Regions from separate parts of the Homo sapiens genome. Here regions 1, 2, 3, 4 and 5 are each linked to region 6. The links are chromatin contacts, found by Hi-C or POLR2A ChIA-PET in ENCODE. All regions are on one chromosome and are shown on one strand. Each heading gives the region's core, a stretch centred on a gene start or an enhancer-like site at or near the end of the contact. The rest is flanking DNA. Distances are from core to core; before and after follow the strand shown. Region 1 overlaps LOC107984859 (a long non-coding RNA gene). Region 2 holds the start of RSL1D1 (ribosomal L1 domain containing 1). Region 3 holds the start of SOCS1 (suppressor of cytokine signaling 1). Region 4 overlaps LOC105371082 (a long non-coding RNA gene). Region 5 overlaps CLEC16A (C-type lectin domain containing 16A). Region 6 holds the start of LITAF (lipopolysaccharide induced TNF factor).

Evidence for each region. Hi-C counts contacts between places; a loop is a spot of excess contacts on that map. ChIA-PET counts read pairs that join two places held with the same protein, here RNA polymerase II (POLR2A). Pooled maps may share reads with other maps.
Region 1: a pooled map shows a loop between it and region 6 (7-fold over the local background). The contact joins the enhancer-like site here to the promoter of LITAF in region 6. A Hi-C loop is called at or near these places in 1 of 37 single-sample maps with no recorded cell type and 6 of 50 pooled maps. POLR2A ChIA-PET finds 5 or more read pairs at or near these places in 1 of 52 experiments (activated CD4-positive, alpha-beta T cell).
Region 2: a loop to region 6 is called in a pooled map, with 9 times the contacts of the local background. The contact joins the promoter of RSL1D1 here to the promoter of LITAF in region 6. A Hi-C loop is called at or near these places in 1 of 37 single-sample maps with no recorded cell type and 8 of 50 pooled maps. POLR2A ChIA-PET finds 5 or more read pairs at or near these places in 4 of 52 experiments (GM10248, HCT116, HepG2 and 1 more).
Region 3: a map of naive thymus-derived CD4-positive, alpha-beta T cell shows a loop between it and region 6 (2.2-fold over the local background). The contact joins the promoter of SOCS1 here to the promoter of LITAF in region 6. A Hi-C loop is called at or near these places in 2 of 168 maps with a recorded cell type or tissue (CD8-positive, alpha-beta T cell and naive thymus-derived CD4-positive, alpha-beta T cell), 8 of 37 single-sample maps with no recorded cell type and 11 of 50 pooled maps. POLR2A ChIA-PET finds 5 or more read pairs at or near these places in 10 of 52 experiments (AG04449, HepG2, PC-9 and 7 more).
Region 4: a pooled map shows a loop between it and region 6 (4-fold over the local background). The contact joins the enhancer-like site here to the promoter of LITAF in region 6. A Hi-C loop is called at or near these places in 5 of 37 single-sample maps with no recorded cell type and 8 of 50 pooled maps. POLR2A ChIA-PET finds 5 or more read pairs at or near these places in 2 of 52 experiments (GM12878 and H1).
Region 5: a map with no recorded cell type shows a loop between it and region 6 (4-fold over the local background). The contact joins the enhancer-like site here to the promoter of LITAF in region 6. A Hi-C loop is called at or near these places in 3 of 37 single-sample maps with no recorded cell type and 4 of 50 pooled maps. POLR2A ChIA-PET finds 5 or more read pairs at or near these places in 1 of 52 experiments (PC-9).

The regions. Positions count from the first base shown.
Region 1 is chr16:11,222,170-11,225,656 of GRCh38, reverse strand. It overlaps LOC107984859 (a long non-coding RNA gene), which reads right to left. Exons shown (of 4, transcript XR_007064984.1): 3 at 1,533-1,556; 4 at 693-1,435. Among named protein-coding and RNA genes, the nearest start is that of SOCS1, 32 kb to the left of the region's middle. RefSeq lists enhancers at 1-162, 593-672, 1,153-1,202. Within about 2 kb of position 1,341, at least 20 of the 41 ENCODE cell types and tissues checked have a DNase peak (open chromatin) inside an H3K27ac peak, as active enhancers do.
Region 2 is chr16:11,849,512-11,853,184 of GRCh38, reverse strand. It overlaps RSL1D1 (ribosomal L1 domain containing 1), which reads left to right and starts at 1,643. Exons shown (of 9, transcript NM_015659.3): 1 at 1,643-1,777; 2 at 2,767-2,906. The coding sequence starts at 1,673. RefSeq lists enhancers at 441-974, 975-1,509, 1,282-2,481 and a silencer at 1,527-1,713.
Region 3 is chr16:11,254,373-11,258,026 of GRCh38, reverse strand. It overlaps SOCS1 (suppressor of cytokine signaling 1), which reads left to right and starts at 1,823. Exons shown (of 2, transcript NM_003745.2): 1 at 1,823-1,948; 2 at 2,499-3,610. The coding sequence starts at 2,549. The coding sequence ends at 3,184. The region is part of intron 1 of LOC105371082 (a long non-coding RNA gene); the gene reads right to left. RefSeq lists silencers at 1,178-1,377, 1,628-2,367, 2,468-2,517, 2,528-2,677, 3,088-3,177.
Region 4 is chr16:11,327,321-11,330,734 of GRCh38, reverse strand. The region is part of intron 1 of LOC105371082 (a long non-coding RNA gene); the gene reads right to left. Among named protein-coding and RNA genes, the nearest start is that of RMI2, 16 kb to the left of the region's middle. RefSeq lists enhancers at 1,272-2,051, 2,110-2,159, 3,050-3,109, 3,170-3,239, 3,330-3,389. Within about 2 kb of position 2,079, at least 20 of the 41 ENCODE cell types and tissues checked have a DNase peak (open chromatin) inside an H3K27ac peak, as active enhancers do; they include GM12878, where a contact is called at or near this core.
Region 5 is chr16:11,077,328-11,081,042 of GRCh38, reverse strand. All of the region lies in intron 19 of CLEC16A (C-type lectin domain containing 16A), which reads right to left. Among named protein-coding and RNA genes, the nearest start is that of CLEC16A, 130 kb to the right of the region's middle. Within about 2 kb of position 2,347, at least 20 of the 41 ENCODE cell types and tissues checked have a DNase peak (open chromatin) inside an H3K27ac peak, as active enhancers do.
Region 6 is chr16:11,585,245-11,588,643 of GRCh38, reverse strand. LITAF (lipopolysaccharide induced TNF factor) reads left to right here and starts at 1,725. Exons shown (of 4, transcript NM_001136472.2): 1 at 1,725-1,758. RefSeq lists silencers at 1,372-1,851, 1,882-1,961 and an enhancer at 2,862-2,971.

The DNA.
Region 1 (3,487 bases), core at 92-2,591, 360 kb after region 6:
GGAGGTCTCAGGCTGGATGGTGGGGAACCACCGAGGCAGGAAGACGCAGAGCAGAAAGTGAAAGGAACCAGAGGCCTAGAATAGCTGCGGGTGACAGAGCCAGGGGACTACAGACGCTGCCAATAAGAGAAACCAGGCGGCCCACGGAGGGGCGGGGCACCCACTCCTCAGAGAGGCGGCCCCTAGCTGAGGAGGCCCATGGCCAGGTCCCTGCTAACCCGGGCAGCCCCCGCTTGGCTTGGCAGCCTGGGTGGATGCCCAAACTGTGGGAATGGAATTGGGGTGAAGGGCTGTCTTGGGGCAGAGAGGGGCCCACTTCTAACTTTAGGCCGACCTCTGCATCATTTGGATCAATCACCATGAGCTTATAAGATCTGGGACCTGCAAAGCTCATCAAACAGTGCAGCTGGTGAAGCGGGGGCCGTGCCGTGAAGACAAGCCTGTTGGTTAACATCTCCTAGTGGCTGTCGATGTCTGTCTCCGGTGGCAGTTCCCTGCTGTGGTTATGCTGCAGGCTCCAGAGCCAGGCGGCTGGGGTTCAATCCGGGCTTGGCCTCTTGCTGGCTGTGTGACCTTGGGCAAGTCACTTCACTTCTCTGGGCCTCTGTGACTAATATCACTGACTTCACGGGGGTGTCCTGAGGATTAGCTGAATGAGTATAAGTGAAGCACATGGAACAGCTCAGAGAAAGTGCCTCATAAACAGCTTTTATTATCCACTGTCTCCATACACTGTATAGACACACACACACACACACACACACACACACGGGGAAAGTCCCTCCAGGATGTGCACAGGGACTCTTTTTTTTTGTTCACTTCTGTGTCTTCAGGGCCTAGAACAGTGGCTGGCACACAGCGGGTGCTCAATAAATGTTTGTGGAATGGAAGGAGCAGGGGAAGGAGGCGGGGAGGGAAGGAAGGGATGGGAGCGAACAGAAAGTCGGCTATTGCCCAGCGTGGGGCATTGATTCTGTTGCTGTGTTTCATTCCCCTATCACATTGCCATGCACCGCTTTGGTTAATTGAAAAACACTTGTCTTCAAGGAGAGCCAGCAACAGAGCAGGGAGGTGGCTTGCAAGCTGTGATGGTCTTTCAGTTCAGGCTGGCCCCAAGACACCCCCACCATGGCCTGCTAAGATCCCCAGAGACCCCCCTCTCCCGGGCCAGGGCCGGCGGTGGCAGCTGTGCGGCGTGTGGGCAGCTAGAGAGGTGACAGGAAGCTCAGCAGGACAGGCTGTTCCCAGCCTACCAAGAACCTCGAGGCGAGAGGACAGGCTGTTCAGGGCTGAGATCTGCATGCTCCCAGCCCCTCCCGCCCAGGGGAAGTGTCACCAGCATCCAGGGCGGGGACCTCTGCCCTGGCCTGGAGATCTTGTTGCTCTTCTGATCTCTGTGAGGAACTCGGCCCGCTTGCTTTCCAGGAACTGCCTCCTGCAACCGGCGGGCAGATGGTTCACAGGGAAGGCCCGGGGGCCCAGCCCTGCCTACCTCGCACCCTGCGCTGGGCTGCTTCGGACATGCCACTCACCTCTCTGGGCCTCAGCTTCCCCACCTGCAAAACAGAGAAAATAGGGCACCACATGTAGGCATACTGTGAAGATTCAGAGCAAAGTTCAACTTTTTTTGTTTTACCATTAATTACTTTATTTATTTATTTTTATTTATTTATTTTCCTGAGATGGAGTCTCACCTGTCCCCCAGGCTGGAGTGCAGTGGCGTCATCTTGGCTCACTGCAACCTCCACCTCCAGGGTTCAAACCATTCTCCTGCCTCAGCCTCCCGAGTAGCTGAAATTACAGGTGCATGCCAACACGCCTGGCTAATTTTTGTATTTTTAGTAGAGATGGGGTTTCACCATGTTGGCCAGGCTGGTCTCGAACTCCTGACCTCAGGTGATCTGCCCGCTTCGGCCTCCCAAAGTGCTGGGATTACAGGCATGAGCCACTGCACCCAGCCCCATTAATTACTTTAAAACAAATGGTGGCATCTAGGCACAGTGGCTCATGCCTGTAATCCTAGAATTTCGCAAGGCTGAGGTGGAAGAATTGCTTCAGGTCAGGAGTTTGAGACCAGCCTAGTCAACGTGGTGAAACCCCATCTCTACTAAAAATACAATAATTAGCTGGGTGTGGTGGCACACACCTGTAATTCCAGCTACTCGGGAGGCTGAGGCATGAAAATAGCTTGAACCTGGGAGGCAGAGGTTGCAGTGAGCTGAGATCATGCCACTGCACTTAAGTCTGGGTGACAGAGTGAGAATCTGTCTCCAAAAAAGAAAGAAAGAAAGAAAAAGGTGGTAAAATACACATCACATAAAAATCACCAATTTAAAGTACAGTTAGGTAGCATTTAGTACGTTCACAGTGTTATATAACCATCAGTCTAGTTCCAGAATGTTTTCCCCACCCTAAAATACAACCCCATATTCATAGCAGTCACCCGCCCAACCGCCCTTGTCCCAGCCCCTGGTAAACCCTAATCTATCTTTCTTTCTTTCTTTCTTTCTTTCTTTCTTTCTTTCTTTCTTTCTTTCTTTCTTTCTTTCTTTCTTTCTTTTTCTCTTTCTTTCTTTTTCTTTCCTTTCTTTCTTTCTTTCTTTTTCTTTCTTTCTTTCCTTTCTTTCTTTTCTTTCTTTTTCTTTTCTTTCTTTCTTTCTTTTCTTTGTTTCTTTCTTTCTTTCTTTCTTTCTTCCTTCCTTCCTTCTTTCCTTCCTTCCTTAATTCCTTCCTTCCTTCCTTCCTTCCTTCTCTCTCTCTCTCTCTTTCTTTTTTTGAGACAGATTCTCGCTTTGTCGCCCAGGCTGGAATGCAGTGGCGCCGTCTCAGCTCACTGCAAGCTCCATCTCCCAGGTTCACGCCATTCTCCTGCCTCAGCCTCCCGAGTAGCTGGGACTAAAGGGGCCCGTCACCACGCCCGGCTAATTTTTTGTATTTTTTAGTAGAGACGGGGTTTCACCGTGTTAGCCAGGATGGTCTCGATCTCCTGACCTTGTGATCCACCCGCCTTGGCCTCCCAAAGTGCTGGGATTACAGGCGTGAGCCACCGTGCCCGGCCAACCCTAATCCACTTTCTTCTTCTGTGGATTTGCCTATTCTGGACATTTCATATAAATGGAATCATACAGTAAGTGGCCTTTTGTGTCTGACTTCTTTCACTCAACATATTTTCAAGTTCATCCACTTTATGTAGCATGAATCAGTCTTTTATTACCATGATTCCTACAATCCATTCATTACTTTAAAAAAAAAAAAAAGGACTTCAAAAAGTGTTTATCGGCTGGGTACAGGGGCTCATGCCTGTAATCCCAGCACTTTGGGAGGCCAAGGCAGGAGGGTCGCTTGAGTCTAGGAGTTTCAGACCAACCTGGGTAATATAGCAAGACCCTGTTTCTACTAAAAATACAAAAATTAACCAGGTATGGTGGTGCATGCCTGTAGTCCCAGCTACCAGGGAGGCTGAGGTTGGAGGATCGTTTGAGCACAG
Region 2 (3,673 bases), core at 394-2,893, 260 kb before region 6:
CTGCTTGAACCCGAAAGGGAGAGACTGCAGTGAGACAAGATCACTGCACTCCAGCCTGGGCGTCAGGGCAAGACTCCCTCTTTAAAAAAAAATTGGCCGTGGTGGTTCACGCCTATAATCCTAGCACTTTGGGAGGCCGAGGCAGGTGGATCATGAAGTCCAGGAGTTCAAGACCAGCCTGGCCAGGATGGTGAAACCCCATCTTTACTAAAAATACAAAAATTAGCCGGGCGTTGTGGCGCGTGCCTGTAATCCTAGTTACTCGGGAGGCTGAGGCAGAGAACTGCTTGAACCCGGGAAGCGAAGGATACAGTGAGCCCAGATCGTGCCACTGCACTCCAGCCTGTGCGACAGAGCGAGACTCCATTACAAAAAAAAAAAAAAAAAAAAGGAAAAAAATTAATTAAACCCATCCAACAAGAGAAAGGAGAAGTATCTCCTAAACATGCCTAGAACATCTCTGGAAGGTTCCAGGAGACACTGGTAAGGGTACCTCTGGGGAGGCGGGTGGAGTGGGAGGAAGACATTACAAAGCAAACCTGTCCTACCCAAGGGCCGCGTGCGGCCCTGGAGGCCAGGCTTTGAATACAGCCCAACACGAATTCGTAAACTTCCTTAAAGCATTACGAGATTTTTTTTAGATTTTTTTTTTAAAGCTCGTCGGCTATCATTAGTATTAGTTTTATATATGGGCCCAGGCAATTCTTCTTCCAGTGTGGCCCACGGAAGCCAAAAGATTGGACTCCCCTGTTCTAAGGTATTCCATTTGTCAGTTATCCAGCCTCCACTCCTAACCTGTTTGTTTAGCGACAAGGTCTCACTCTACTGCCTACGCTGGAGTGCAGTGGCGCGGATCAGAACTCACCGAGCCTCGAATTCCTCAAGATCCTCCATCCTCCGCCTCCCAAGTAGCCGGGACTACAGGCGCGCACCACCACGCCGGCTAATGTTTATAATTTTTGGAGAGACGGAGTCTCGTATATGCACGGACTGGTCTCCAACTCCTGGAATCCCTCCGCCTCGGCCTCCCAGAGCGCTGGGATTCCAGACGCCAGCCACGCGCACGACCAGCCACGCTTATTTGTACAGGATCTTACCTCCCGCCTCTCTGCGAGACCAGAAGCTCCTAAGAGACTGGCCCAGACTCATCTTTCGGTCCCTCATGCTGCTTAACGTGGCAGGTCGGGTGGCTCCGGGTGGCTCCCGTGCCTTATATTTCAGGGACTCCTCACCAGCCTGGGGTTGGCGTCGCCTAAAGTCAACGGGCAGGTGGGCAGTGGAGCCAGGATTCCGCGCTCTGCCCATGCCACGCGCGGCCTTCCCGGAGGCGGGGACCGTGGAGTGTGGAGGACCCCACTGGGCCTCCTGACGGGACTCTTCTCTCGCCTCAAGGCGCTTTCTTGATTTCTATCTAGTAAGAGTGAGAGGACACCCAAGCTACTCCCCACAGCTCATGGAAAGCTGGAGAAAAGCGGAAGAGCAGGTGCCTCCTCAAAGAAGGGATTCTGACAGCAGCCACTGCCCCGGAGAGCGAAACCCCACGCTCTCCCGGAAATGACGCACAGAGGCTCGGTTCCCGCCCCCTCGCTTCCGGGGCCGGGCTTGCTCGCGCGTGCGCACCAGAAGCCAGCAGTGGGGTTGCACACGCGCCTCTTCACGAGGTGGAAACAAGATGGAGGATTCGGCCTCGGCCTCGCTGTCTTCTGCAGCCGCTACTGGAACCTCCACCTCGACTCCAGCGGCCCCGACAGCACGGAAGCAGCTGGATAAAGAACAGGTGAGTGGTTCCTGGGGAGGGTGGCTTGGAAGCAGTGTGGCGGTTACCTCGTGAGGCGCAGGGTGCCGGAACCCGAGTGCGTGCTCGGCGGACTTCCCCGGGGCTGTGGGACGGTCGCTGGCGGGCCGTGTGCCTCAGCTGTCTCTCCCCTTTACACACGTGGGTGGGCGCCTGCTTTCCCTGGTCCTGCGGCCTGGCGCTAGTGAATTGGGTTGCAAGTGTGCTGTGGAGCTAGATGAGATAGACCTGGCGACCTGGCTTAGCTTCCCTATCATTAGCGCTTGACCGAATCGCTTAGTTTTGCAGGTCTGTTACCCGTTATTTAAAGTGGGCCCTTCGGCTCCCCGTTATCCAGGATCGGGAGAGGTAATGAGTGTAAAGCGCTTTGGCCTGGTACATGGTAAGAAGGTGCTCAGTAGGCCGGGCGCGGTGGCTCACGCCTGTAATCCCAGCACTTTTGGAGGCCGAGGCGGGTGGATCACCTGAGGTCAGGAGTTCGATACCAGCCTGGCCAACATGGTGAAACCCCGTCTCTACTAAAAATACAAAAATTAGGTGGGCGTGGTGGCGGGCGCCTGTAATCTCAGCTACTCGGGAAGCTGAGGCAGGAGAATTGCCAGGAGTTCTCAGTAAATGCTAAATGCATTTTGCTTTGCGTTTTTCCTGGGATTACTGCTTTCATCATTGAGGGCAGGAGGGGCACGTTTCCCTCTAGCCCAATCTCTTTAAGTAGAAGAGGTGCCCTTCTGCACACAGTACTGGAAGTGGGTACTTAGGCATGTTTGATGGATTCTTAGATTTCTGTGAATATAAACTGCAGGATCCTAATAGATACGGTTATGGAGGTTACCCCTTGAAATAGAAGTTGGAAGGGAAAAAATAGAAGGTGTGGGAGGGGGCAAATGCTAAATTAGATTGAGAACATTTCATTTATTTGTGTAAGTTATTGTGAAAACATTTCACTTATTTGTCTAATTTCCACTTTGCAGGTTAGAAAGGCAGTGGACGCTCTCTTGACGCATTGCAAGTCCAGGAAAAACAATTATGGGTTGCTTTTGAATGAGAATGAAAGTTTATTTTTAATGGTGGTATTATGGAAAATTCCAAGTAAAGAACTGAGGGTCAGATTGTAAGTTGTGATTTTCTACCTTTGCTGTTTTTATCTGTGTGTTTATTCTTTGTAACTCGAACAATTGCATCATGGTTACTAATGGAAACTTTGCAAACTTATAATAAAAATCTGACGTGAAGTAAAACAACTATGTCCAAAAGAACCATAGAGGCTTGATGTGGTGGCTCACACCTGTAATCCCAGCACTTTGGGAGGCCGAGGTGGACGGATCACCTGAGGTCGGGAGTTCAAAACCAGCCTGGCCAACATGGTAAAACCCTGTCTCTCCAAAAATACAAAAATTAGCCAGGCATGATGGCGGGTGCCTGTAATCTCAGCTACTCGGGAGGCTGAGGCAGGAGAGTGGCAGTGAGCGGAGATGTCTCCATTGCACTCCAGCCTAGGCGACAGAGCAAGACTCTGTCTCAAAAAAATAAAAAATAATAAAAAATAAAAGAACCGTAGAAATTCAGATGTGCTAAAATTTTCTAGAAATTTCACCAGTTTTCTTAGAGCTTGGTGGACAGCTAACGTAATCAGGTCTGTTGAATCGAAAACGTGGTGTTCGAAAGAATAAAGGTGGAATAAGTTAAACAGCTTTATTTTATTTTATTTTTTTATTAGAAACTGTTATCTTTCCATGTCAAGCAAAAATTCTTTGGGGCTACAATTTATTCCTTTGTACAGAGACTATTAAAAACTGCAGTGAATTTCTGTCTATGGAAAAGAAATCCATGGTGATTATACAGAATGCTTCTTCAGAACATAGGTTGTAAGCATAAGAA
Region 3 (3,654 bases), core at 574-3,073, 330 kb after region 6:
AGGCTGTTCTCAAACTCCTGGGCTCAAGCAATCCTCCTGTCTTGGCCTTCCAAGTGCTGGGATTATAGGCATGAGCTACTGCGCCCTGCTAGAGGTACTATTATTATCCCCATTTCACAGATAAAGAAACCATGGCAGAGAGGTTAATTACATGCTCAAGGTCACAAGAATAGAAAGGTGCAGATTTGGAACTGGGTCTCCTTGTATTCCATCACCCTCCACAGAGTGTGGCCTCCAGCAGATGTTCAGTGGACATCTCTCGAATGATCACACACCTGACCTCTGGTGCAGGCAAGGTTCTGCATCTTCTCTCACCCCCTCACGCACGCGCACGCACACACACGCACAACCTAGGAGGCTACACCAATGACCACCACCAGCCCTGGCCACATGCAGATTCAGGGCACTGATGGGGTGCTAAGCTGGGCTGATTCTGGGCCACTCCCTGTGTTCAGGAGGTTAATAAGGACCTAGGCTCTGCCTGGGGAAAGAGGTATCGTGGGGCCAGGGAGGCGGGAAGGGACTGGGCACCAGGGCTTCCAGGAGAGAAGCCGTCTGAGAGCTGTCTGTAGAGGGCAGTGTGTCCCAGTGTGAGGCCAGTAACCAAGTGCCCAGCCTAGCCAGGTTTTTATGTGGCCCCTTGTGATGCTGGGGCTCCTCACATGCCTTCATTCAAAAATACACGGAGCAGCCAGGCACCTACTCCATGGCCTCGCACGACAATCGGAATCACTAAATCACAAACACGTGTGCAAATTACAGCCCCGACCACCGACCGCCCACCATCCCAAGCCCCGGCCGTGTGTGTGGTGGGAAGGCAGTCTTTGAAGGGCAGATGCCTGACGGAGCAGTAGGAGGGGGAAATCTATGAGGAAGGGGTCGGGGGAGAGGAGGGCTAGGAAACCAGGTTTGGGGATTCATCACGTCTGAGAATGCACCATTTTTTCACTGGGCTCCAATTTGATGTCGTCCAGCTGCACCTCTCCCCAAAATGAAGACGGGGAAGGCGAGATCCAGGTCCAGAGCTCCCAATCTGCAAGCCATTGCAAATCCCAGCCCCTCCCCAGCCTCAGTTTCTTCCGCAGCCGGGTAGTGGGAGCGCAGGGAGGGCAGTCGAGGCCACCAGGGACCTTGCCCGGCCCCGCCCAGTTTCCGAGGAACTGGGCCGGGGTGGAGGCGCCCGCGCCGCCAGGGGTTCCTCTGAAGCCTGTGGTCAGGCCGCCGCTTCCCGGGAAGCCCGAGCCAAGACCAGAGACCGCGGCCGGCCGGGGCTTCGGGACAGCAGGGCGGGCGACTGAGGGCGTCGACGGCGGGTGGAGCAGGGGCTAGGAGGGGGTCTACGGGTGGGGTCAGGCTCAGGGTTGGGGACACCTTCTGTGGCCTCCTAGGGGGATCTGGCTGCAGGGGAGGAGAGGACAGGGCTCTGCCCCCGGCGGGTGTGGAGACAGCTGGGGCGGAGGAGGGTGTGTCAGGGCGCGTCCCAAGAGGGCCTGGCGGCAGAAAGTGGAACCCGAGGTAGCGGGGCAAAATCGGGGTCGCCAAGTCCGAAGGAGGGGTCCGAGAAGTGGCCGGAAGGCGCAGGGTCGGGGCCAGAGCCCCTCGAGAGGCGGGTGCTGGGGCAGGTGCGAACAGGCGGGCAGAGGGCCCCGCGGGAGGGTCCAGAAGAGAGGGAAACAGGGCCGAAGCGGTCCTCGCCGGACGCCACCGCGGAAAGAGAAACCAAAAGTGGAGCTGGGGGCGGGGCCGGCAGGGGGCGGGGCCTCCCGCCGTCGCCAGCCCCGCCTCCGAGCCGGTTTAAAAGACTGGCGCAGGGGCGGGCGCCGAACAGAGCGAGCTGCGGCCGTGGCAGCTGCACGGCTCCTGGCCCCGGAGCATGCGCGAGAGCCGCCCCGGAGCGCCCCGGAGCCCCCCGCCGTCCCGCCCGCGGCGTCCCGCGCCCCGCCGCCAGGTGAGCCGGGCCCTGGGCGAGGAGGCGGGAGGGAGGAGGGAGGGGAGTCCAGGGCAGCCAGGAGTCGGGCGAGCCTCGGGGGCTGCAGAATGGGGTCGCGGCCGCGATGCCCCTGACCCTCGCCGGCCCCACCCAGGCCGCCCCCCGCGCGCGGGGCTCCCGCAGCACAGCCTTTCTCCGGCCCTAGCCCAAATCGCCCAGACCAGGCGCGGATCCCAGCCTGGCCAGCAGGCGGCGGGCGCGGGGCGGCGAGCCGGGGCCGGACGGCTGGAGCCAGAACCGGCTGCTCTCCACGCCCCCCTCTCGGTGCTGCCCGGAGGCCGGACTCCGCCTCCACCGAGCCCCCACCCGCCGGGAAGAGCTCCGCGGAGTACAGAGCCCATTTTCTAGCTGTGTCCACTGAGGCTGAACGGATCCGCGCGGACTTGGTGCTCCGTGCTCGCCCCCTAGGGCCGGGTCCGCCGGGAGCGCCGCCCTCCGGAGTTGTCCGGCCGGCGCACACCTGCCCGGCCCCGCAGCGCCCCAGCTCACCTCTTTGTCTCTCCCGCAGCGCACCCCCGGACGCTATGGCCCACCCCTCCGGCTGGCCCCTTCTGTAGGATGGTAGCACACAACCAGGTGGCAGCCGACAATGCAGTCTCCACAGCAGCAGAGCCCCGACGGCGGCCAGAACCTTCCTCCTCTTCCTCCTCCTCGCCCGCGGCCCCCGCGCGCCCGCGGCCGTGCCCCGCGGTCCCGGCCCCGGCCCCCGGCGACACGCACTTCCGCACATTCCGTTCGCACGCCGATTACCGGCGCATCACGCGCGCCAGCGCGCTCCTGGACGCCTGCGGATTCTACTGGGGGCCCCTGAGCGTGCACGGGGCGCACGAGCGGCTGCGCGCCGAGCCCGTGGGCACCTTCCTGGTGCGCGACAGCCGCCAGCGGAACTGCTTTTTCGCCCTTAGCGTGAAGATGGCCTCGGGACCCACGAGCATCCGCGTGCACTTTCAGGCCGGCCGCTTTCACCTGGATGGCAGCCGCGAGAGCTTCGACTGCCTCTTCGAGCTGCTGGAGCACTACGTGGCGGCGCCGCGCCGCATGCTGGGGGCCCCGCTGCGCCAGCGCCGCGTGCGGCCGCTGCAGGAGCTGTGCCGCCAGCGCATCGTGGCCACCGTGGGCCGCGAGAACCTGGCTCGCATCCCCCTCAACCCCGTCCTCCGCGACTACCTGAGCTCCTTCCCCTTCCAGATTTGACCGGCAGCGCCCGCCGTGCACGCAGCATTAACTGGGATGCCGTGTTATTTTGTTATTACTTGCCTGGAACCATGTGGGTACCCTCCCCGGCCTGGGTTGGAGGGAGCGGATGGGTGTAGGGGCGAGGCGCCTCCCGCCCTCGGCTGGAGACGAGGCCGCAGACCCCTTCTCACCTCTTGAGGGGGTCCTCCCCCTCCTGGTGCTCCCTCTGGGTCCCCCTGGTTGTTGTAGCAGCTTAACTGTATCTGGAGCCAGGACCTGAACTCGCACCTCCTACCTCTTCATGTTTACATATACCCAGTATCTTTGCACAAACCAGGGGTTGGGGGAGGGTCTCTGGCTTTATTTTTCTGCTGTGCAGAATCCTATTTTATATTTTTTAAAGTCAGTTTAGGTAATAAACTTTATTATGAAAGTTTTTTTTTTAAAAAAAAATAAGTTTTCTAGCGAGTGTGCTTTGGCCAAAAGTT
Region 4 (3,414 bases), core at 830-3,329, 260 kb after region 6:
TACAGGATTCCATTCATCTGACATTTGGGCATAGCTACAACTCTAGGGACAGAAAACAGACCAGTGATTGTCAGGGGCTGGGAGCAGGGGAGGGGATGATGACAAAAGGGTAGCAAGTGGGAATTTTTTGGAGGGATGAAATTATTTTGTGTACTGGTTGTGGTGGTGGTTAGATGACTCTCAGCTGTGTCAAAATTTAGAGAATGGGGGGCTGGGCGCAGTGGCTCACACCTGTAACCCCAGCACTTTGGGAGGCTGAGGTGGGTGGATCACTTGAGGTCAAGAGTTCGAGATTAGCCTGGCCAACATGGCAAAACCCTGTCTCTTCCAAAAAATACAAAACTTAGCCAGGCATGGTGGTGGACACATGTAGTCCCAGCTACTTAGGAGGCTAAGGTGGGAGAATCGCTTGAACCTGGGAGGCGGAGGTAGCAATGAGCTGAGATCATGCCACTACACTCCAGCCCGGTCAACAGAGTGAGTCTCTGCATTAAAAAAAAAAAAAAAAAAAAATATATATATATATATATATATACACACACACATATATATAGAATGGCACATACATACCCAGAACAGAATCCCAGCCCCGTGCAAATGACAACTTGTCACAGGTGGTGGCCCAGCTGGAAAATATTTGTTTCTTCTTCAGGGACTTCAGTCAAGAAAGCCCAGTAGTACCTAAGTTAACTACCAAGGAGAAGAGGGAGTAGAGAATGACTGCTTAATGGATACAGAGTTTCCTTTGGGAATGATGAAAATGTTTTCCAACTAAAGAGAGGTGGTAGTTGCACAACGCTGTAAATGTACTAAGCACCACTGAATTGTTCATTTCAAATTAGTTAATTTTATGTTACGTGAATTTCACTTCCATTTATTAAAAATAGGTTCCAGGCCAGGCTCACGCCTATAATCCCAACATTTTGGGAGGCCAAAGCGGGAGGATCGCTTGAGCCCAGGAGTTCAAGACCAGGCTGGGTAACAGGGAGACCCCCGTCTCTACAAAAAATTAAAAAATTAGCTGGGCATGGTGTTGTGTGCCTGTAGTCCCAGCTACTTGGGAGGCTGAGGTGGTAGGATCACTTGAGCCTAGGAAGTCGAGGCTGCAGTGAGCTGTGATCATGCCACTGCACTGCAGCTTGGATGACAGAGCAAGACCCTGTCTCTAAAAAAAATAAGTAAATAAAAAAGGTTCGACTCCCCCCTCAAAAATAGTATCCAGGGATAACTGTGCCCTAAATCTACCCCCAAGAAATTCAGGCCCTTTGAGAGGTTAAGTAACTTACTCAATGCCTCACAGCCAGGAAGAGGTTGACCCTGAAATCAGCCTGCCTCCAAAGCTCCAGTTCTTTCTACTGGAGACGGGAGAAAATGGGTTAAATATCACTCATCCCTTTCTCTCCAGGGAATTCCTCAGGAATTCCTTTCCCCTGGAGCAGTGTGACTTTATTTACATAAAAACTCTTCCAGGGACAGAAACAAGAAATGCAGACCAGTACCAGTATATTGTTGTACCTGTAACAGACCCTTTTTCTCAAAATAACCGCAATTCTGTGAAAGTGGAAGTGTTCTAGAAAATCGAGACAGAGCATCACTCCACGTGTTTGCACAGAAAGAAACAAACCTTCTGAGCAGTGCGCTGAATCCAAACGCCTGATTTCACAGGGAAGGAAGGAAAAGCGGGGTACATGAGACGTTGAAATGCACCCCCCAGGGCAGTAGGGGCATTTTTTTGAGTGAGTTTGGGATGGGGTTAGGTGGGAGGCAGGGGGATGGACAAAATGAACACCTGCCAAAGCCCCAAAGCAGTTTCTCCAACCCAGAATGCCCTGACCACCAGTGAGGGGTAGTTTCCCAACTGTCCTGGTATGAGGTTTTCTGGGGGGCCTGACCTTCATTCGAAGTTCAATGAAGCACACAGCGCCCCTGCATCAGAGATTGCTTCTGAGGGACTCAAACCTCAGCCTTGCAAAACAGCGACACTTGAGTGAACCCAGCTGGAGACAAAGGAAGTGTGAGTCAGCCCAAGAATTTCTTTTAAAAGGCCGAGTGAAGGAGGCCACAGCTGCTGAACTGGAAGACAGAATTTGCATGAGCCTGGGGCTAGGCTCTGGGCACCAACCTCCGGATGTCCTCAGGGATCTGTGAGCAGAGAGGCCTGGCTGCAAAGGGTCTGGAGGACGGCCCTTCTGCTAAGGTGTCCGCTCCCAAGGCAGAGGGCTTGGGGGAGCTGGAGGAGGCTGGGTTCCAGGAGGGGTGGCCAGGTAAGTCCTTGGGCCAGTAGGGAAGAAGTCCAACTGTGTACAAACGTTACCTCTGAGCCACACCACTACCCTGCCAGGAGGTTTGATGTGGTCCCATTTTACAGAGGGGAAGACTGAGTCTGATTTCTTCACTCAACAAGTGCTCACTGAATGCCTGGGATGCAGCGGTGAACAAAACCAACAAAAGACCCTGCTTTTATGGAGTTTATAATCTGGTGAAGGATGGGGAGAGAGCAAGAGACAATTTCGGGTGCTAAGCACATGCAGATGAAGAAAATAAACCAGGAGGGGTGGGGAGAGGGGCTTATCTGCACAGGCTCCCTCAGCTGAGACCTGAATGACAGAAGGGGCTGGTGGGCTGGGGAAGGGCCACTCCCACCAGAGGGAATGGCGAATGCTAAGGCCCTGCAGCGGGAGCGACCCTGTGTGTATGAGGAACAGAAAGGCCAGTATGGGTGCGCAGTGATGGGGGAGCAGTCAGTGATGCAGTCAAGAGGTCGGTGAGGCAAGATCAGGTAGAGACTCACAGGCCACTTAAAGGAATTTGGATTTTGCTTTAAATGTACCAGGAATGCGCATTTTTGAGGGGAGGGGTGGGGAGAGACAGAGAGAGGAGGCTGGGCACAGTGGCTCACATCTGTAATCTCAGCACTTTAGGATGCCAAAGTGGGAGGATCACTTGAGGTCAGGAAACCAGCCTGGCCAACATGTCAAAACCCCGTCTCTACCAAAAATACAAAAATTAGCCGGGCGTGGTAGTGGGTGGCCTATAAACCCATCTACTTGAGAGGCTGGGGCAGGAGAATCACTTGAGCCCGGGAGGTGGTTGCACTCCAGCCTGCGCAACAGAGGGAGATTCCATCTCAAAAAAAAAAAAAGAGAGAGAGAAAGAGAAAGAGAGAGACATGACCTGATTTTCGTTTTCAGTAGACGCCCCTGGCCGCCGCGTGGAGACTGGGCTGTGGGGGCAGAGGAGTGGAGAGACTAGCCAGGAGGCTGCAGCTGCGGTTTCACTCTACTCCCCACGGCCCGATGAGGGGAGACAAAGACAGAACTCAAGGATGGACTTGGTTTGGGACTTGAGCGACTGGGTCCATGCAGGTGTCCTTGCCTGAGGCAAGGATGGTTTGAGCCAGGGCACCCAGCCGGA
Region 5 (3,715 bases), core at 1,098-3,597, 510 kb after region 6:
CAGAGCCTCTGCCTACCCTTCCAGCCCCATCTGCTGCCAGTTTCTGCATCCCACCTGGGGTGGGCTGTAATAGCCCCCAAAGATGCCCACGACCTAATCCCTGGAACCTGTGAACATGCTACCTTACAAAAGGGATTTCATGGGTGTGACTGAATCAAAGAGCCTGAGCTGGGGGAGCTTATCTTGGATTACCTGGACAGGCCCAATCTAATCAGAAGGGGTTCTAAAAGTGAAAGAGTGAGGCAGACGAGGAGGTGAGAGTGATGCAGTGTGAGAAGGACTCATCCTGCCACTGCTGGCTTTGAGAATGGAGGGAGGGGCCATAAGCCAAAGCACAGGCGACCTTTAGAATCCAGAAAAGGCAAGAAAACAGATTCTCCCCAGAGATTTCGGGAAGGACCAACACCTAGACTTTAGCCCAGTGAGACCCGTGGCAGACTTCTAACCTCCAGAGCTGTAAGAGAATAACTGGGTGTTGTAGAAATGTGTAGCAGCAGCCATATGAAACGAATGGACCGCCCAATGTTCCAGACACGGGCTACTGACCTGGTAGCCAAACATACCTGTGTGTCTTCACTGCAGATGCCCCCTCTGCCTGGAAGGCCCTTCCCCAGGTTGTCTGCTGCTTCACACTGGCTCAGAACAACCCTTGGCTCAAAGGCTCGGACGCCCAGAAGCAATTCTTGTCCCTGTTTACCCACCCACCCCCAGCAAGGGCCCAACTACTCTGTATTCTTCTTGATCCTGCAGTTTCCAGCAGAGCACCTGCACCCACCTGCTGAAGTGCATCACTGTGCTAGATGCCTGAAGGGAGGAGGGCTCTGTCCTGTCCTTGTGTTTCTGGTGGCTAGCACAGTGCCTACCATTCAGCAAATGATGGATGGACGCGCACGGGAGTGGGTGAGGAAACACTCAGAGTCCCTGTCTACAGTCAAGTGTGCAATCTGCAGTCTGGATCTTGTGTTTCTGGTGGGAAACAGATGGGATCTATTATGGTTACTGTGCTATGATAGGAACAAGATGCCATGATAGGAAGGGAAGCCGCTGAAGCCAGGGGCCCTGGGAGACCTCAGGAAGTGGCAACAGGGGCTGCATCAATCTAGTCTGGAACCTTCTGCTAGACACTGCTTGGGACTCACATTTCCCAGAGTCTGCCAGCATGGCTCATCAGACTGGAGGCAGCAAAGGGAAGGGGGCCCAGCAGGGAACAGTGAAAGCTGTAGATGTTCATCAGTTTTGCTGCTCTGAAGAATGCAAACCATAGCTGGGAGAGAGTCGAGTTTTATGAGAAACCAGTTAAAGGCTAAAGGTTAACCGGAGTCATTTAAATGACATGCATATTTCCTGGCTTTGCACAGCTCTGGAAAACCCCAACTGCATTTAGAAAAATGCAAAGTGTATTATAAAATTCAAAGGCCAGGGTATAGGTAGTAAAAAAAAGATAAATGCAAAAAGATAATGTGGATGTGCCAAGTTGAAAAACCAGGAAGTTGCATGCGGCTTTTCTACATGAGAATTTGGAAGGAAAAGGAAAGAAAGTCTATCTCACCTTGAACCTTGTATAAAAAATGGTGGCATCCCAGTCAGTCCAAAGGCTGGAGGGAAGATGGGATGAGAACTTTTGGCTCTTAATTATTAGCAAATGACTAAAAAGTTGTGAGGACTGGGGGAGGCCAGCTCAGCCCCAACAACTTCTGAGCCTCCATGGTCTGGCTGGCTGACTCTGGCCTGGACAGTCTCTACTCCTAAGGCATTTTTATGACTGCCTGAAACAAAACAGGCCATTTCCAAGACTGGCACTGGTTCAGAACAACCACAAGAGATAGGGATGGCTGGAGTTTCAGTGCTGCAGGGAGTTTCAAGTTCTGCAAGGGAATCTCCTGCCTAGCCCATGCAAGTGATTATACACAAGGCCAAGCACAGAATGGGTTCAGCTACCTTCTGAGCACACATGTAGCTGTGTGTGGGGCTGCAGGGCTGCAGGGCTGGGGAGCATCCAGGAGGCCCAACCTATTACGCAGGCCCTTCCTCTCAAGACAGGTGCCCAAGGCTCGAGAGGGCAAGTGATTTGTCTTCAAGTCAGGTAGAGGCACACTGTATGCAAGCTTAACTTCCACAAACTCAACTACACGGATGCAGGAAAGTGGAGAGGAGAGGGAGAGAAGCGTAAACAGCTTAAATACCACAGGCCTCTCGGGCTGCCAGACCCATGAGGGAACCTTAGGGGCAGATGGGAATCTGCCTCCCTCATGGGCTTGGCTCTTCCTGCCTATCCCTTGAGCGCCCCTCAAAGTGCCCAGCATGATTCTCCCTGGTAAAGAAACCAGGATTTCATCTGACATGGCCAACCTCTTCCTCTAAAACCTGCTCAACGACGGGGTCTACTGCAGCCCTGCAGTTCAGACTGGCTGTGCCGGACCCACTCCTCATTGAGAAATGTCATTCACCCATGAGGGATCTGTGAGGGTGACTGGGACGGCAGGTGGTTTCCACCTGAGAAACTGACTTTGGAACTTAGAGAGATGTGACTGCTGTACCATGCTACCAAAGCCAGCCTTCCTGATGGCCTCTGGCTGATTAGCAGGTGGGCAAGGAGAGTTCCTAGAGGGAACTAGAATTCATGGAAAGCAGCAAAGCAGACACTGAGTGCTGAGTTCCAGAACATTCCTCACTCTGTCTAATCCCATGGTTCTCAACACTGGCTATGCAATGGAATCCTTTAGGGAGCATTTGAAAATATAGATGTCAGGGCCCCACCCCGGAGCCAGTGACTCAGAACCTTCTGGAGTGAGGTCTGGGTACAGATTGTTTTCAAAGTCCTGCTGGGCCAGAAACCACAGGGCCTTCGCACCACCCACCCTCACGCTTGGTCACAGCTCTGTCCTGGCCTGGCCTAGGAGCAAATCAGATGCCCCTAGAGCGGTTCCCCTGTGGCAAACACATTTTCACTTCTATTTTCAGGCAGGTCAAAGTAAAAATGAAAATTTATGCTTTTACATGTCCCAAGCTCAGTATTCTGTACATTTCTCTAAACACACACACACACACACACACACACACACACACACACACACACACGTTTTTTTTTGTAGAGATGGAGTTTCACCATGTTGGCCAGGCTAGTCATAACTCCTAGCCTCAAGTGATCCGCCTGCCTCAGCCTCCCAAAGTGCTGGGATTACCGGCATGAGCCACCGCGCCTAGCCATATTCTGTACATTTCTTAAAAGTTTAGAAGTATGAACAACATTTGACATTCATTTGAAAAATCTGTCCAGGCCGCCTGCAGCACCACGCATTGTGCTGGTCACCAGCAATACAGAGACCCCTCACACCCTCCACCAGAGTTCTTAAGTCTTAAATCAGGATTTTGCTCTTTTTGTTTTTGACAGGGTCTCACGTTGTCCCCTAGGCTGAAGTGCAGTGGCTCGATCACAGCTCACTACAGCCTCAATCTCCCCAGGTTTCAAGTGATCCTCCCGCCTCAACCTCCCAAGTAGCTGAAACTACAGGCACACGCCACTACGCCTGGCTAATGTTTTTTCTTTTCTTTCTTTTTTTTTTTTTTTTTTGAGACAGAGTCTCACTCTGTCACCCAGGCTGGAGTGCAGTGGCACAATCTTGGCTCACTGTAACCTCCACCTCCCTGGTTCAAGCAATTCCCCTGCCTCAGTCTCCGGTGTAACTGGGATTACAGGCGCATGCCACCACATCCG
Region 6 (3,399 bases), core at 476-2,975:
TTGGGTGTAATCCAATTTCCTGTTCTTCTCTTCTCCCTCCCTCCCTCCCTTCCTTCTTTCCTTCTCTTTCTTTTCCCTTTCTTTCTTTCTCTTTCTTTCTTCTTTTTCTTTCTTTTTTTTTTCTTTCTCTTTTCCCTCTTTCCCTCTTTCTTTCTTTGTTGCTTGCTTGCTACAGTGCAGTGGCTCGATTATAGCTCACTACAGCCTCAACCTCCGGAGGTCAAGGAATCCTCCCACCTCAGCCTCCTGAGTAGCTGGCACATGCCACCACTCCACCGCTTTATTATTATTCTTTTAATTAAAAAAATTTTTATAGAGATGGAGTCTCACTATGTTGTCCAGCCTGGCCTTGAACTCCTGGGCTCAAGAGATCCTCTGGCCATGGCCTCCCAAAGTCCTGAGACTATAGGCAAGAGCCACTGCACCCGCCCCCTTCATATTTTAAAAGCAGTAAAATGTTGCCCACACTAATAACATCTACATGGGAACCTCCTATGCTTGGGAGAACTTTGAAATCCCTTCCAACTTGGTAACTCGTCCACGGCTGAGGGTGGCCCGTCAGTGGACATGGCGCAAGGTGGCAAGAACTTGGGGCTGGGGACACTTTGCTGAGGGACCCGGGACAAGCCACACTCCCTATCTGGGCCTCACTATCTTTAGGACCTCGGGTAAAGGCATGGGATTTGGGCACCGGAGGGTTCTAAGATCCAGGTCTTTGCCAGCATGGGGCTCGGAAGCTCCCTGTCCAAATGGCGTTTGTTTGTGGATGGCCACATCATGGTTCTGCCCATCTCCTGACTCTGTGTACTCTGAAAGCCAGGCATGCTTCTTAATTCCCTCTAATGATTTCCCAGAGAGCCTGCTGGATCCAGGCTGCTGCTGTTATCACTGCAGCCGGCCGATGGGGCTCCAAGCAGACGGGCAGATGGCACCCATTTAGGGGCGGATGTGAAATGGGGCTACTGATTTCCAGAGCTTGCTTTCAGTGATGGCTGAGAAAGGCCTACCTGGCGGCACGGACCACCCTGGGGGCACAAAGCGGACAGGCAGCTGATAAGCCTTACCTAATACCTATCCTGTGCTAAAAACTTTACCATCTTCCCAGTTCACTCCCAGTCGGTCTTAGGAGACAGGACCGCTATTGTGCCCATTTTGCAGACAGGAAGCCGAGCTCAGAGAGGATGGGTAACATGCCCGAAGGCACAGAGAGTGTCTTGGTCTGTCCGGACGCGTCTGTAGAGTTACAGGAAGAGAAGGGCCGCCCTCCAGAGGGCCGGGAGCGCCCCAGCGCGGGTCCGGGGTCGAGGTTGGTGGTCCCGCCGCCTGGAAGTGGTGGAGCGGCGCGGGGAGGGGGGAAAGTGGGGAGAGCCGCGAGCGGCAAATCAGGAGGGAGGGCCAGGCTGTCGGGGGCGGACGGGTGGGGCTGGCACCGAGAGGCAGGGGCAGGATAGGAGAGTGGGGGAGACACCAGGTCCGCGCCAGGCGTCTCGGGGGTAAGCCTGGGAAGCTCTGGGGTGGCGAGCGAGCCGGGTGTGGGATGGAGCCTGGGGGCGATCAGAGTGAGGCGGGGAACCGGCGGTGGTCTCGCCTGGGGCCCAGGTGCGGGCCGCGGGGGCGGGAGAAGCCGGAAGCCCAAGCCGGCCGCGCTCCGCCCCGGCGGGTCCAGCCCCCGCCCCCGTCCCCGCCGCCCGGCCCTTTTCTCGGGGCGCCCGAGAGGCCAGCTCAGACCTCCCGGCTCGACAGGCGGCGCGGGCGGCGGTGAGTGCGGCGCGGGGACGCCGGGGCGCGGGGACCAGCGGGAGACAGCGGGGGGCCGGTGGCGCCAGCACCTGCTGGGGGCCCCGGGCACTGAGCCCTTGGCTGGGGCCTCCTGGGATGCCAGGGGGCGCGGGTCGGGTCGCGGGCATCGAGGCGCGGCGGAGGGCGTGGGGGCCCGGCCGGGGCGGGGTCCGGCCTCCCAGCGCTGGTCCCGGCCGCGTCTCCGGTTGGGTTCAGCTCCTGCGTCCCAGAGTGGCCCGATCGCGCGTGGCGGGGTCGTCCGGCCCCCACCCGAACGAGCGCCCTTCGCGGCCCGCCGCGTCCCCCTCCCCGGAGAGGACGGCCCCTGGGCTTTTTAGAAAAAGGCGCGATTCTCTCTAGTGACTCAGGTTGAGATTTCCAGAAATATCCCCCGGGGGTTCAGAAACAAAACCAAAACAAACAAAAAAACCCCAACGAATTCCCAAATGCTATTTGCCAAACATTTGACTTCTAGGGGCGCGGGTACCCGCGTTTCTCTCCCTGCCCCCGCGACTTCGCGCAAGATCCGGGAAGGACACCCGAGGCCCCTGGGAGACCCTGGGGAGGTGAAAATCAGAGAGCGAAGCGGGCCGTGGCCCCTAGGCCTGACCCCTCCCCGCGGGGTAAGGCGGGCACCCCGCGAGCGCAGGGGTCCTCTTACTGCTGATGGCACCCAGCTCTGGGCCCAGACGCCGCTCACCGTCCACCGCCGGTGCTGGGTAGGTGCTGGTGGGACCAGCTGGTGACTGGTGGCAGAAGTGGATCTCGCCCCTCCCTGCCAAGCTAGGCAAATACCCTCCCCGCTCTGGTTTGCAGGTCACTGTGGATAGGTGGTCAGTTGGTGGTGTGCCCGAAGCTCTTCGGGGTCAGGGAGAGGAGGTGATAGGGGAAAGGTGTATGTTCTGGAAGGGCCAGTCATGCTTCAGGGACCAGGCTAGTTGGACCTTCACTGGTTTTCTACTTCCCGACAGTGGAGCTGATGTCACTGGCTGTTGGACTGAGCAGTGGTCACTGGGAAATCTACAGTTTGTGGAAGCCACGGGGTCTTCCAAGCTCCTACCAGTCTTCCCAAAGAGGATGCCTCCCTCCCCTTGGCCTGGTGCACTGGTGCTGGTTCAAAGACTGTCTGAAGCCCAGCTTGGGGTCCTCTTTAGGAAAGCCATGATTTGCCTTAATGTGTGCTTGGCTGCTTCATCTGCCCTCTCACCCCCTGCCTTCTCAGAGTGACTCTTTTTAGGACTTCCTATTTAGGACTAACCCAGATGCCTACAGAGAGAAGTGCAGGCTGGTATCTGGAATTCCACCAGTGTTTTGGTTTTATCAGTTGGAGCAGGATCTAGATGGCGTGTGACTTGCTTTACCTGGCATAGAGTAACACCCATATTGCACTTGGCTTTCTTCTCCACCAGCCCTTGCTCTGGGAACTAAATGTGCACCAAACTCTCTAAGAAACATTTAATTGTAATCTACCATGAGGGAGGCCCATCTCCCTCTTTCCTGTTACTTTAAGGCATGAATAATTGATGCATTTATTCACATTTGAGAAAGTATCTTGTAATGTTTTCACAGATTAAGTGACTGGGTGATTGATCTAAGACGTAGGATCAATTTCTTTCTTTT